Regions from separate parts of the Homo sapiens genome. Here regions 1 and 3 are each linked to region 2. A link is a contact called in ENCODE Hi-C or POLR2A ChIA-PET data. All regions are on one chromosome and are shown on one strand. Each heading gives the region's core, a stretch centred on a gene start or an enhancer-like site at or near the end of the contact. The rest is flanking DNA. Distances are from core to core; before and after follow the strand shown. Region 1 overlaps TGM4 (transglutaminase 4). Region 2 holds the start of TCAIM (T cell activation inhibitor, mitochondrial). Region 3 overlaps ZDHHC3 (zDHHC palmitoyltransferase 3).

Evidence for each region. A loop is a pair of places that touch in the nucleus more often than their neighbours do. ChIA-PET counts read pairs that join two places held with the same protein, here RNA polymerase II (POLR2A). Pooled maps may share reads with other maps.
Region 1: a loop to region 2 is called in a map of endothelial cell of umbilical vein, with 12 times the contacts of the local background. The contact joins the enhancer-like site here to the promoter of TCAIM in region 2. A Hi-C loop is called at or near these places in 1 of 168 maps with a recorded cell type or tissue (endothelial cell of umbilical vein) and 4 of 50 pooled maps. POLR2A ChIA-PET finds 5 or more read pairs at or near these places in 1 of 52 experiments (activated T-cell).
Region 3: a pooled map shows a loop between it and region 2 (3-fold over the local background). The contact joins the enhancer-like site here to the promoter of TCAIM in region 2. A Hi-C loop is called at or near these places in 1 of 37 single-sample maps with no recorded cell type and 2 of 50 pooled maps. POLR2A ChIA-PET finds 5 or more read pairs at or near these places in 2 of 52 experiments (MCF 10A and PC-9).

Annotation. Positions count from the first base shown.
Region 1 is chr3:44,881,113-44,885,946 of GRCh38, reverse strand. It overlaps TGM4 (transglutaminase 4), which reads right to left. Exons shown (of 14, transcript NM_003241.4): 2 at 449-622. Among named protein-coding and RNA genes, the nearest start is that of TGM4, 8.9 kb to the right of the region's middle. RefSeq lists enhancers at 56-350, 1,376-2,053. Within about 2 kb of position 1,931, at least 5 of the 41 ENCODE cell types and tissues checked have a DNase peak (open chromatin) inside an H3K27ac peak, as active enhancers do; they include endothelial cell of umbilical vein, where a contact is called at or near this core.
Region 2 is chr3:44,336,699-44,341,517 of GRCh38, reverse strand. TCAIM (T cell activation inhibitor, mitochondrial) reads right to left here and starts at 2,752. Exons shown (of 11, transcript NM_173826.4): 1 at 2,684-2,752. LOC105377055 (a long non-coding RNA gene) reads left to right here and starts at 3,400. Exons shown (of 4, transcript XR_940782.4): 1 at 3,400-3,813. RefSeq lists a silencer at 2,702-3,091 and enhancers at 3,232-3,401, 3,086-3,739.
Region 3 is chr3:44,952,269-44,956,857 of GRCh38, reverse strand. All of the region lies in intron 2 of ZDHHC3 (zDHHC palmitoyltransferase 3), which reads left to right. Among named protein-coding and RNA genes, the nearest start is that of ZDHHC3, 22 kb to the left of the region's middle. Within about 2 kb of position 1,760, at least 9 of the 41 ENCODE cell types and tissues checked have a DNase peak (open chromatin) inside an H3K27ac peak, as active enhancers do; they include PC-9, where a contact is called at or near this core.

The sequences.
Region 1 (4,834 bases), core at 682-3,181, 550 kb before region 2:
ATGCACATATATTTACCTAGCTATAACAAATGCATGAGCCATTTCCTATTATCTTTGCAACCAAAATATGATATTTTAATCATTATTATTGGCTTGCCTCCAGCCCACCCCGCTATGGCATCAGCATACCTCAGTCCTATGATTCATCTCTACAAAATGTTCCAGACCCCACCACGGCAGATGCCCGCTGAGTCACCTCCTCTCTCTGCTCTGGCCCCTCCCCTGCTTAGCCAAGGAATCAGAGCCTCACTATGTGCCAGGTCCTGACTGAGCTTCCCATTCTATTCTCTTCACACCCGCTATTATTCCCACATTACAGATGGAGAAACTGGGGATCAGGGAGGGTAAGGCACTCCTGGCTCAGACTGACCAGAAAGGGCCACTCCAGCATCCACAGACACTTGTGATCCCTCCCCAAAGCCCCATGAGTAGGGCCCCGAGGCTTCACCTGTGCTGAATTCCAGTTTCAGTTGGTGGTAGGATTGTAGGGGCTGGTTCAGCACCAGCCGCAGGTGAAACACCTGTCCTCGCCGGAACACAGGACTGCTCGTTTGGAACTCCCATGTGTGGTGAGAAACGGCGTTGTCCTGATTCAAGAAGTCAATGTGGAGAACTTGCAGCTCTGTCAGCAACGCAGCACATGTGGAAAGAGAGCACAGAGAATGTTTATTCCCTGATCACCTCTTTCTGGGTTCAAAATCTGAGAGTGCATTGAGGTGGAGCTGGGCTTTAGAGTCGGGCATCCCTGCTCCACCTCCAGCTGGTTATGAATCTGTCTGAGACTCAGTTTCTTCACCTGTAAGACTGGTGTGCACATACCTACCTTGTGGGATTACATGGGGATGAGCTGAGAGCAGTGGACTCAAGTGCTTAGTCATGTAACCCCGCAAAATAGGTAAGTGCACGCCCATCTTACAGGTGAGGAAACTGAGTTTCAAACAGGGTGAGTCTGTGAGTGGCTGTTAGGCAAGTTTCCCACCCCAACTCCCCCTCTCTGCAGACATGGCCTCAGGAACAAACCTGGTGCCAGGGTGTTCTCCGTCAATCAACACAAAAGCTGAAGGGAAAGAGGGGAGCGGGCAAACTGAGGAGGGAACAGATGAGCCCTGGGATTGCTCCCCTTCCTGTTCAGCCCAGACTCCCATCAGCTTCAAGTCAGACACCATCCTGAGGTGAGAGTTCACATCCTGAAGAGAAGGGTGGGGTGCAAAGTGGCTGGGGTGAAGCCTTTTTATCCAAATTGAGGAGGAAGCACCAAGGAGCTCCCATGATCTGAGGCCAAGACTACTTGCATTATAAATGGGATTTTTAAGGCCAGGTGCAGTGGTTCACGCCTCTAATCCCAGCACTTTGGGAGGCTGTGGGGGCGGCGCATCACCTGAGATCAGGAGCCGAGATCAAGCCACTGCACTCCAGAATGGGTGACAGAGTGAGACTCCATCCCCCCCAAAAAAAACAGGGGATTTTTTTCTTCAATGCTAAAGTGAAAAGTACATTCAGTAAAAGAAATAATCTCCACATGCATAATACACCCTTTTCTGTAGCACATGTATTTCTCACCATGTGTCTGTTATAATGACATTTCGTATTACCTCAGCTTGAGACCCAAACCCCTCCCCTTTATCTAAAATTCAAACCATTCCCAGGCTCATGAGTCATGAAGGGAAATGTGTTTTGGCTGCATGCTGAAACCACCTGGGGGTTGTAAAACTACTTATGTTCTCCCCCAGCGATTCTGATACAATTGTTCTGAGTGGGGCTGAGCCTCTATGTTTTCAAAGCTTTCCAGGCAATTCGAGTGTGCAGAGGGCATGGTAAAACACAGACTGCCAGACCCACCCTGAGTTTCTGATTCAGCACATCTGGGGTGTGGCTGAGAATTTGCCTCTCCAGCAGCTTCCTTGATGACGCTGTGCTGCTGGCCCAGGGAGGCACATATGGAGAACCCCTAGATTAGGAAGCCCCGCTGTGGCCTGTGAGGTAAAGTGAGGTGAGATGCAGGGACCTTCCTCTGCTCCTGAGGGCTCACCCACAGAGGAAACCCATCCTCTGCAGAGATCAAGGAGGCCAGCCATGGAAACTGGGCTTTCATGACTACAAAATAGGTGGAGTGGTCACGCCCACATCAGATGCCTACCTTGGGGATGCGGCCAGTGATGTGTTTGGAGACAGCACAGCTCATTCTTGCTGGAGTGGCTTTGGGATTGGGGTCTGGACAAGTGTTCTCCAGGAAGGCAAGTCCCAGCAAGTGGCCTTCCCTTCACACTGCGCACAGGGCCTGGGAACCTGCTGCCTCCAGCAGGGAGGCCCACCTGGCAGACAGACCTACCTTCCCAGGTGCTTCCCCTTCTTGGGCTGAAACCTTGGGGTGGGCCGATGGCTAGCTGGAGCATCTTAGCCCATTTGTGCCACTGTTATGGAATACCTGAGACTGGGTCATTTAGAAAGAATAGAAATTTATTTCTCACAGTTCTGGAGGCTGGGAAGTCCAAGATCAAGGCACTAGCATCTGGTGAGGGCCTCTTGCTGCATTGTAACATAGCAGAAGGCAGAGGGCGAGAGAGGACCAACTCCCTCCTTCAGGTCCCTTTAGAGGGGCACCTCATCTCATTCACAGGGAAGAAGCCCTTATCACCTAATCAACTCTTAAAGGCCCCACCTCTTAGTATCACCACATTGGCAACCCCTGAATTTTAGGGGGAGACATATTCAAACCATAGCATGCTGTCAGGAGCTGCAATCCTGAAAGGCTTCTTCATTTCCCTGGACAGCAGAGCTCCTGCTGTGGGACCCAGAGCCAATCGCAAAGCAATCACAGCTGGAAAAGGGCTTTAACAGTCCCTCCCATGTTCTGACTTATTCCTGCTCCCCCATGGACTGGGCAGGTGGGTGACCTGGGTTCCCAAGGGGTAAAGGTATAGGTTTTGGTACCAGGAAGCAGGAAAGAGCAGTTAAGAAATCCAAATCCTAAATGCAGTCATCTCTGTGGAAGCTTCTTAAGACCTTATCTCCCTGGAATGGTAAACATAGTCCCTCCCTTGGTGGCTAGTGTGCACATTGAGTGCCTGGCACATGCCTGGCACACAGTAGGCACTCGACAAAATGCAGGCCATCATTAATGTTAGGCAGATGGGCATATAGTGGGTTGAATGGTGGTCCCACAGAAGATATCTCCACCTGGAGCCTATGAATGTGACCTTATAGAAATAGGGGATTTTCAGGTGTGATTAAGGATCTTGTGATTATATTATCCTGGATTATCCAGGTAGGACCTAAATCCAAGAATAAGTGTCCTTATAAGAGACATGGAAAGGCAAGGGGAGGGTCATGTGAAGATGGAGGCAGAGACTGGAGTTACACAGCTGCAAGCCACAGAACACCTGGAGCCACCAGAAACCAAGAAAGACAAGGGAAGATTCTCCACTGGAGGCTTCTGCAAGAGCAGGACCCTGCGGACATTTTGATTTTGGATGTCTATCTTCCAGAACGAGAGAATAATAAATTGCTGTTGTTTTAAGCAGCCTCATTTGTGGTCATTTGAATGCCCTAAGAAACCAACATACAGCACATAACAGATGGCCAGTACTGGAGCCTCCTCCCTCACCCTCTCCTGGGCACTGCTCTGTGACCTGAGCACTGCTTAAGGCAGATCTGGGAGGCTGGAGGAATCCTGGAACTACAGGAAGCCACACTGGGGCTGTCTTTAAAAAAATGCCTTTGGAGTCACATACCTGTAATCCCGGTTACTCGGGAGACTGAGGTGGGAGAATCACTTGAGCCCAGGAGTTTGAGGCTGCAGTGAGCTATGATTGCAGCTGTGAATAGCCACAACACGCCAGCCTGGGCAACAAAGTGAGACCTCAACTCTAAAAAAAAAAAAAAAAAAAAAGCGTTTGTATTTTTATTTTGTAGCTATTGCACTTGGATAGATGGTCAAAATTGATATACCAGTTTAATGCTTGCAGTGTCATAAATGCAAGATGACCAGGGAAACCTGCAAAGAAAAAGTGTCAGTGGAATACAATGTCCTTGTTTCTTGCCACCAATGTGTGGGTTGGAGTTTAAATTATTTGAGTATTAAAAAACAAAAGTCTCTGCAATGGATAATTTTTGCTATAACTTTTGCCTATGAAGCCTCTGGAAAAAAGGAGACAACATAAAAGACAAGCAATCTCCAGATGGCGATATACTTTTGGAGTTTTAAAAAGCAAAGTTGCTTTTAAACTAAAATTAGCATTAGTTGCTAATGAGCTCTTGTGAAATTGTCAGCCTTAGAAGCTTATGATTTTCCAGTCTGTATGTATATTTTTGAGTGGGTCAAGTGGGACTCTTGAAATGACAAGAAAAAACGCACTTAAGAGGATCTTGGTGACTTTATAAGAAGAGGAAGACCTGAGCTTACCATGTGATGCCCAGCACCACCTTGGGACTCCTCAGGGAGTCCTCGCTAGGAAGAAGGCCCTCACCAGATGCAGCTCCTCGACCTTGGAGTCTCAGCCTCCATAACTGTAATAAATGAATTTCTTTTCTTTATAAATTACCTGAGTTTTAGGTATTCTTTTATAAGCAACAGAAAATAAACTAATACAATTTCCTTCTCCTTCCTTCTGGTAAGGCAGTTTGATTATTAAATACAGCTTTCCCCAGAAAGGGACTGACCTTTTCTAGGCTGCTCAATGAATAAATGATCAGGACAAAAAATAGTGAGAGGTTATTTAAGATTACTTTGATTTTTTTTTTTTTAATACAGGGCCTTGCTCTGTCACCCAGGCTGGAGTGCCGTGGTGTGAACACGGCTCACTGCAGCCACAACCTCCTGAGCTCAAGGGATCCT
Region 2 (4,819 bases), core at 1,503-4,002:
AGGCTACATACAATTCAAAAAGTACAGATGAATAATTTCACAAATTTTTCTCTAGAAAAATACTTTTAATTCATCAGAATTAAAAAATAGCTAGTTGTTTACTTTTACCATTTGAAGACAAAGGTGGCACTTGCTAACCAATAAAAACACAAGTTTTGATGGAAGTAGCATTTCTCTCTTCAAAATAAAAACCTAAAGTGAATATAATAAAGTTATATTGTGCTGTGGGAATTGTCTTTTTATGAATTAATACTGACTTTTTAAAGACAGTGTTCTGGGTCATGGAGAAACAATGAGAGAGCAATAGGGGAGAAATGAGAGGGAATGTGACTTTTCCTTTTTCCAATAATTCTCCTCTCTCCCACAATGGCAGCCAATTCATATTTCTAGAGGAAAATGCCTATATATATAAAAATATATTCAGTTAATAATTCTGCTATCCATTCAACAAAATTATTGCTCTAAGATGATCACTTCCTATACAAATCATTGGAAAAAATTAAAAATATATTTTCTCGTTCTGTTTAAGAATAAGAATGAAAAACCGAGTACTATGAGTCTTTTGAGTATTTCCTGTAAGCTCTTCAAGAATGGGCTCTGACGACTAAGTGACAGATGAGGATCCAGTTTTGGAAAAGAAGAAAGGGACAGGGTAGGAAGGAGAGAAAGAAATAACTCTTAGGGCAGTGGTTTTCAAAGCAGCAACAGCATCCGTGAGAAATGCAAATTATCAGGTCCCATCCGAGTCCTGCAGAATCAGAATCTGGGTGGGATGGAGGAATCTGTTTTAACACACTGTCAGGGATTCTGATGCACACTCAGGTTTGAGAACCACTGTATTAGGGAATCCTGATTCTATCACCAAAGAGGATTCTGGGGCATCTGTTAATGTTTAAGCTTTAATTCTTTAAAAATAATTATTTAATACAAACTTGGATCTTTAGCTACCCAATTTATGCTAAAAATCAAAGGAGGATTTCAAGTTTTTGCTTGAATTAGTTCTTTGTTTCCTGTATGGTTTATGTACTTTTCAGATTAAAAAAACCAAAATTCTAAGTAGAGACAATGTCCAGCAGGTTGGCAGGCATGGCTGCCTGCCGCTTCACAACGCCCAGATCTTGGGTTAGTCTTCAACCTTGTAAGAACAGAACCCAATTTTATCACTTCAAGACAGAAATACGTGGGCCTTGGGGAAGCTAAATTAGAAGGCCTGATAACTGGAATGTCAATCTGTAAATTTACTTTGAGATTATAACTGCTAAGACAACTAGAAGATTCAGATCTAATGTTCTTCCTCTTTCAGGACTAGCTACACAGAAAATCAAATTACTATCAGCTGACTGAAGACACATTGCTTCAGAGTAGAGTTGGGTGCTCTCATTCAGACACTAGCTCCAAAAGTCTGGGACATCCACATCAACCGCAGGCTTCTCGTCTTCAGATAAATTCTTACATAGGTGGTTCCTGTCCATACTGCACTTAGCCCACTATACTTCCACTTGGAAAATGCTATAAAATAACTGAAGAGGTTGCACTGTCTTATCACACTTGGGAGGCATACCGAGTCTTTAACTCACCCATTCATCACCACTTATGGGCCAGGTCCTGCGTAAAGCATTGGGACTAGAAAATTATTAAGACAATTCTAATACTCAAAAGACTTTTAGAGGGAGGGGGGAGTGTAAAAACAGACACAAGCAGATAAGTATAAAACAACGCAGTAAATGCAATAATACAAACATGCACAGAATATGAGAAACTCCCAGACGCAACACTTGGAATGGGGCGGGGAGAGCTCAGGAAGGTCTTCTCTAAGGAAATGGTGCCTTTCCTGGAAGAGGGCAGAGGACCGGGAAGGATAAAATTTATTTACAAACCATTGTAAATGACTACTTTAATCTACTTAACAGTGATATTAGTTTCTGTTTCATAAAGTGAAAATTTCTAATTTTACCTAAAATCTGTTCTAAGTGAGGCATTAAATCTGTGCAGTTTCAAACCAAATTTGGTGGAAAGATACCTAAATCAGTGAAAAATCCAAATTATGGAAGAGTACACGAAAAACGGTTTTGTTTTGCTTACTTTCAACTAACACCGAGTGTGTGCCAAATAGAGCTCTCAGGATTGAGCTTTGACCATTTGGCACAACTTTTATTTGAAAGTAATTTATTTTAACAAAATTAATATCATGCCACTCTCATTTGAACTGTGACTTCCCTTAGTGACTATCTTGTACGGTTTCTGAAAGCAGTTTGTTATATCAAGGAGGGACAAAAGCGGTAATTTTCATGGCTTTTCAGTTGAATATGAACTTCTTAGAGTAGGGGAAAAAGGCAAAGAAAAAGAGCAAAAGCAGGAAATGCTATTAGATACATTAGCCTAGATTCTGTAGCTTCCTTTTCTAAATCTCGCTATATGAGATTTAGTACGTAACAATTTCCCGTAAATCAAAGACCTCGGAAAAATATAAGTCGGAAACAATAAAACCTAAATCGTCTTTGCGTTCTCATTTCACAGCGAGTTAAAATGTAGATGCGATGCGGATACTGCGTCCCCTGGCACTGCCTCAATTCAAAAGTTAGCACTTTGCGCTAAGGTGGCTCTGAGCACTCCCCTCCGACCCCGCTTCCCCCCTAGAGGAGCATGAATGCACCACCGGAGCCCCTCCCCTCTTGCTCCTTACAGTTCTGGCAAGGGTCCGACGCGAGGGCTTTGTCCGACTAGTTCCACCTCCCACCCAGTACACCAGAAGGGAGGACAGTCGCTCCGCCCGCAGGGCTGTTCGGACGCGCATGCGCACTGGGGCGTCAGCTGGCCAACCAGCGCGCGACGCACGGCCAGGCGCTCCCACCTGCCCTCGCCCCGGTGGGCGACAGGCTTTGACGGGCTCCTAGCCGCAGTGCCCTCTGAGCCCCCAACCCTGAATTCTCAGCTGGGCCCTCCCGGCTCCACCTGCCCCCAACACCCTCCCCGCTCCGGCGGCGGCAGGGCGCTCGAGGCAAGCCCGGGCAGGGGGACGAGCTGCAGGTGACGCCCTGGTTGGCTGGAGCGTGCCAGGCCTTCCCCCTACGGCGCCTGCGCACAGCCAGGGCGTGGATTCAACCTTCCGCGGTGCCCTGCCTCTAGCTGACGTCAGCACCCTGGTAACTGCTGCACCTTCGCCGCGCGCTTTGAGCCCCCGCCCCTCCGCCTTCTTACCGGCCGCCCTGAGGGGTCTCGGCGCGCTCGGCTGAGAGCTTTAGGAGGCGCGAGCGAGCACTCCGACTAGGCCGGAGGGACTCGGAAAATGATGGTCCGGCAGGTGGTGGGTCCTGACCCAAGGGCCTGCAAGGAACGGAGAAGGGCAACCGAGCACGCGCTGGATCTTGGGGAAGAAGGGGAAAGGGACTGCTGGAGGAGGCGCGCATGCGCCGTGCGGTCCTTCGCCCCGGGCGCCCTGGCAGGGGGCGAGGCTCTGCGGAACTCCCGGAGCTGGCGCCAGGGAACAAGTCTCAGTGGAGAGCCTCGAATTTTAAAAGTCTCATTTAAGTATTTCTTTTGGTTTTCCTTGTATAAATATAGCTAACTTTTAAACATTTCTTTTCCGGCTTGTGTTGTTTGCTTTGGACCCTTCAGCACCTATTTTTAAACGTTAAGCATTCCCCAGTCAGCATGAAAGTTTTACTGTTAGTTTTATTTTGTTCCTATAATTTTGATTCCCCCCAGAAACTGCCACAGATGAAATCAAGCCAATAGAATTGAAAGCAAAGATCACCTGGTGGCCATGAAGCCGACCATCCTTAGGCAGAAACTCCTTACCTGAGGAATTTAGAGGTAACTAGACTTCCCTGTTACCTAAAGCCAGCATCTGGTACCAGACTTCTTCCCTCCAAATTTAAAAGTAACTAGAATTTCTATGCATCTCCGTAATGCACGCATGTCAAAACTCATTGTGCACCCCTTGCCATCTGCTCCATGCCCCAATCAACCCCTGTCCCCTACCATCCAGATACTTTATTACCCTCACATACTTGCACAGGAGTTACATATGCCACTAGTACAAAGTCCTCAGAAAATCCCCCAAGTGTTATGCCTCTCCACAAGGTGGCAAACGGAGATTTGGGAACAATTTGAGTTCATGTCCCTTTTCCATTGTCTGAACTTTGGCAAATTCAATCCAAGTTGGGTTCATTTAGCCAGGATCCCTCTAAGTTCATTCAAGAATTTCGGGCTTTATTGCCTTTGATTTAACCTGGCAAGACACATTTGTGGTATTAACTATTTGCTGTTCCCACGAAGAAAAAATCACGGTCTTTAGCTCGAGTTTGGGCAGACGAAACTCATGTTGGCAATCCTAATAATAGAGCCAGGGCAGAAGCTGTCCCCAACACAGAACCCAATTGGCAATACCACGCTGCCAATGCCAGCCCAAACAGAGACAGGGGAAGAGAAGATTATAACATGTTTGTTGGAAGGAATGAAATAAAACCTGTTAATTTTTCTAAATTATGAGAGATCACTCAGGACCAAGGACCCTTCCCTTTTCCAAGCTAGACTAATGGAGGCCATGCATAAATATACAGATTTAGATCCTGAAAGCCCTGAGGGCCAATCCCTTCTGGCCATACATTTTATAAGTCAGGCTTCCCCAGACATCAGACAAAAACTCCAAAAATTAGAGCAAGGCCCACAAACTCCCTTTTGTACTTTATTAAAAGCAGCCTTTAAGGACACTGAAGTTGAGAATGTCCCAAACCTCCAGGTTGCAAGCCATCCCTGGGACCCTGTCCTCACTGCAAATTGGAAGAATGAGTGTCCCTCCCTCATGAAGGGGGGGCCA
Region 3 (4,589 bases), core at 511-3,010, 620 kb before region 2:
GTGCAGCCGGCAGCCTTCAGAGAGACAGGGTGTGATCTGATTTGCATTGTGCTTGCAATGGAGGTTCAAGGTGTTACAAGTAGAAGCAGGGGGACTAGAGGTATTGCAGTGGTCCGGGCAAGACATGGTGTGGCTCGGACCAAAGTGAGAGCAGTGAAACCAGAGAGAAGCTGTTGGATTTGGAGTCTGTTTTAAGCTATTAGTTTTCAATCCTGCCTGTACCATCTCTTGGAGAGCTGTTTAAAAGTACTGATGGCTGGGCCTCACCCCCAGAGACTACTATAATTGGTCTGGGGGCAGGGCCCTGGGTATTCGAATGCTTTAGAGCTCCCACGTTTCCCTCACATTTACCTCTCAGGCCAGGCCTGAGAATGCAGTTCAGAACTGACAGAATGGAGAGAGATTGGAGAGTATACCTTCCAGAGTCTTAGCTAGAGCAGCCTGGGGAGCACTGGTGCCCATTATTGATTTTGGAGGAGAAATCAAGGCTTATGTTCTAGTCAGACTGCCACTATATTATGTGCAAGGAGAGATGCTAGGTGGGCAGTAGATAGTCAGTCTGGAGCTGATGGAGGATCAGGGTTGGAGAGAGTGTGTGTGGAGGTCATTGGTTTCTGTAAGGCATGTGAAAACAGGGAACTGGATGTTGGGCAGTGAGAGGGGAGCCTTCTGCCCTGGCATTCCCACTGCCCTCACATACATGGGTTCTTTACCCACTGCATTGAAGCGTACAGCCTCTCCAGGGACCTTGGCCAGCTGGCCCTTGCAGTGGATGCAGAACAGCATGATTCTCACTGTGGTGTGTTGCCAGCTTCCAATCCCAAAGCAGTGAGAGGCACAGACTGTATCCTAAACAACAGTTAGCTTCCCAGAGGTGTATTTTGCTGGTAGCCCCAAAGATAACTGGCCCCAAAAATGAAGAATTTGTCAAATATCTACCATTAGTAAGGGAAGCAACTGAGAGCATGTTCTATAGATGTGCCCTATTTTAGGGTCTTCATGCTACCACCTGCCTCTGCCCATCCCCAGCACATGATATCTCATGCAAAACCCAGTATGCAAAACAGAGAGGTGGGGCTGCAGAAGCGGGAGCTCCTAAGGCACTGCTGGGGCACCCTGGGATTCCAAGGAGCAGAGTTGGAAGCCCAGGTGATAAGCAGGTAAGTTAGGGGTTCCTTATTAATATTGCAGTCGTCTTTTTTTAGAAAGTGGTCACTGCAGGGTTCTAAGGAGTTCCCTAATGGGATTATGTTTTATATCTCAAGAATTCATGTTGCACATACTTTTTCAGAACAGTTTATATCCAAAGGTTATAAGCAATGTATGCATTGTGTATCACTTTGGTTTGTTATCATTACTAGTTTAAAATATATATATATACATATATATATATATATATAAAAACCTTGTGGTCTCCCTCAAGCAGTTACTTTACCACTTTCAGCTTTGGAATAATTATTCCAAGTGTAATATCTGAACAATTGCAACCACTATAGCCTTCTGGACCATTTTTCAGTGATTTACTCCAATGTAGCAGTAGATAGGTCCACATAGAGCTTGAAAAGAAAAGGGAAGTGGGAAATGACTCACAGATTTGTAAACAGCCCCCTTGGAAGTGAGACAGCCGTTTGAGAAATAGGGCAAAAGGGACAGGTCTCTAAACAGAGGGAGGAGGACAAATGGACAGAGGAGCAGGGCAGGTGCCTCACTTGACAGGCAGGCTGGCCTGGAGGCAGCATGGGTGTGGGCAGGAGCACAAGTCAGGCTCATGTTTGGTCTCCTGACGCCTTCTCCTTGCCCACTCTGAGGTTGTGTAATGTCATTATAGGGGCTTTCTGTGTTCTGGAAACACTTTAGACGTTTATAAGTCTAGAATGGCTCCATGTGTCCTGAGGAGGCAGCCTCTTGAAGACAAACTGGACTCAGAAACCCTTATCTTACTACCCTTCTCTCTCTTTTCCTCATTTCTTGGTTTCACCACCTTTTCTTTTCCAAATTCCTCATTCTCTGAGCTCCCTCAGGAATCCTGAGGGGCTTCTTTATTTCTGAGACAATGTCTGTCTCCCAGAAGATGCTTAAACGTGACAGATGTAGATTGTTTCTTTTTGTCCTGGCTGCCAGGAAGCTCAAAGCCAAGTGTTACACAATGACAGTAATTGTATAAACCCTTATGATCAGTATATTTTTGCCCCTCCTTTTTTGGATCTTATCGTTTATTAACTTCATAAATTATTTCAAATCTGAGACTTGAGAAAAGGAGGAATATACAGTCATGTGTCACTTGATGGGGATAAGTTCTGAGAAATGTGTTGTTAGGCAATTTGACCATTGTGCAAACATCATAGACTGTACTTACACAAACCTAGATGGTACAGCCTACTGCACACCTACGCCGTATTGAATAGCCTCTTGTTCCTAGGCTACAAACCCATGCAACGTGTTACTGTACTGAATACTGACTGTGGGCAACTGTAACACGATAATATTTGTATATCTAAACATAGAAATGGTACAGTAAAAACATAGTATTATAATCTTGAGGGACTTGTCATTGACTGAAACATCATGATGTGCATGACTGGATTTATAGTCAATTTAACCACATTGTTAAGGAAAAGAAAATTCGTCTGTCTACCTGCTCCCCCACCCCGACCCCTCTTGAATCCCACTCTGTGAACACCTTGCTGTAAACAGACCTCCATGACTATCTCAGACCACTACCGGCCACTGATTTTCATTTCAGCTGCCAAAAGTCATTGAGTGGAAATATTGGGGCTCACTTCAAACATGCAATTGGTATTCCCTTCTGGAGTCTCTTTCAACAGCCTTACAGAGCATGTGCTGTGTTCAGAGCCCAGGTGGCAAGTATTTCCTGGAAGGGTAGCATGGCAGCATGATGTTGGACCTGTGGGAACATAGAAGAGGAACAGCAGGCCAGGTGCTGGATGCAGCCAGAGAAGCGCCTTGTGCATCTTGCCCAGAAGTATTGGCACATTCACTGCATCAGGTTAGGGGACTTGCCTGAGGGTCCATTGGAGTATCGTGCTGCATTCTCCCTCATGCCAGGCAACTTCTCACCCCTGCCCCCGAGCAACTTATAAATCCCAACAGGAAAAGCTTTCTGGCTTCAGAGGGAGGAAAGCAGCCCATTTGGGGACCAACTAGCTACCTTTTACTTTTCTGTGGAGGAGACACATGGCCAGTGATGCAGGCCTGGGGTTGGTTACCATGCTCCTGGGAGAGCTGTTGGAGTTTCTACCCAGACTGGTGGGTGTGCACGGGCTTTGATCCCATGGCCCTGAAACAATTTAAGCAGGTTTTCATTCTTGTTGCTTGAAATGGATGGAATGTTGAGTCCTTGAAATTATTGGCATTTCTTTAGAACCTGTCTCCACTACTTTCCATTGTTTCTTTTTATATTATCATATTATCCTAGATACTTATTGAAACAGCCTTAGTATCCTAGGCCTGTTTCAATCTTAATACTAGTGTGCTGAGGTAGTTGGTGGTGGTAGAATGATGTTGTGACATCAGGCAATTAAAATAAAGTTTTTTCCAAGTCACTTAACAGAAATACCTGGTAATGATATGTTTGTCTTCTGATAGTGACATAGGTTCTAGACTTGGATTGTCTGGGTCAGAACCCTACTTCTGCCACTTATTAGCTGTGTTACCTTGGGAAGATGCTTGACTTCCCTGCCTTTGTTACCTCATGTTTAAAATGGGGAATACCACAATCTCTACCTCATAGGTTTGTTGTCAGAAGTAACTAACACATACAGTTTTGTCACAAAGCATTTGGAACTATGCCTGGCCTGTAAGTGCTCAATAAATGTATCATTATTCAGCTTGAGTTATTGAATACATTCTTCGTGCCAGGCCCTAAGCAGTTTGCTGAGCTACAAGTTGACAGATGTTGTCTTGTCCTCCAGGAATGTCTTGTGATGTAGGAGAGATGGTGTGTAATTAAATGACGTGTTCCATACTATACATACAAGCTGTGGTAGCACAAAGGCTAAGTAATGGGTTCTGCCTTGGATGTGGCCTGGGGCCATGAGGAAGTAGCAGAGAAGGTGATCCCTGGGTGCATTTTAATTTGGGTGCTAGAAGCAAGGAGGTGCCTGGCAAGTTGGAGCGGGTGAGGGTTTGGTTGGTGCTTAAATGGAGCCCCTGAGGGTAGAAAGGAAAACTTAGAATGTTGCCTTTGGGAAACTCCAAATAGACCACAGGGAGGGACTGTTTACGGAGGGAGGTGGCACTGGATTGGTAGTCCAGAGCTGAGATATGGTGGCCTCAAGAGCCCTGCCCAGGAGCTTGGACTCTGGTCCATGGTCCCTAGGGAGCCAGTGAAGGTTTTAGGCCAGGGGAATAATGTGATCAGATTTCCATTTAAGAAAGTTTACTCTGGAAATTAGTTGGGAGAAAGGATAGAAGTGGGTTGCAGGATTTGAGGGAGAGACTAGAGGCAGGAAGACCTGGGAGATGCTCTAATAGTCTGGGGCAGATGATGATGGGCTGAACTAAGGCATGATGATGGCATGGAGGGGAGAGCATGGGATTCAAGGCACAGTCTGAGGCAGAATTAACCT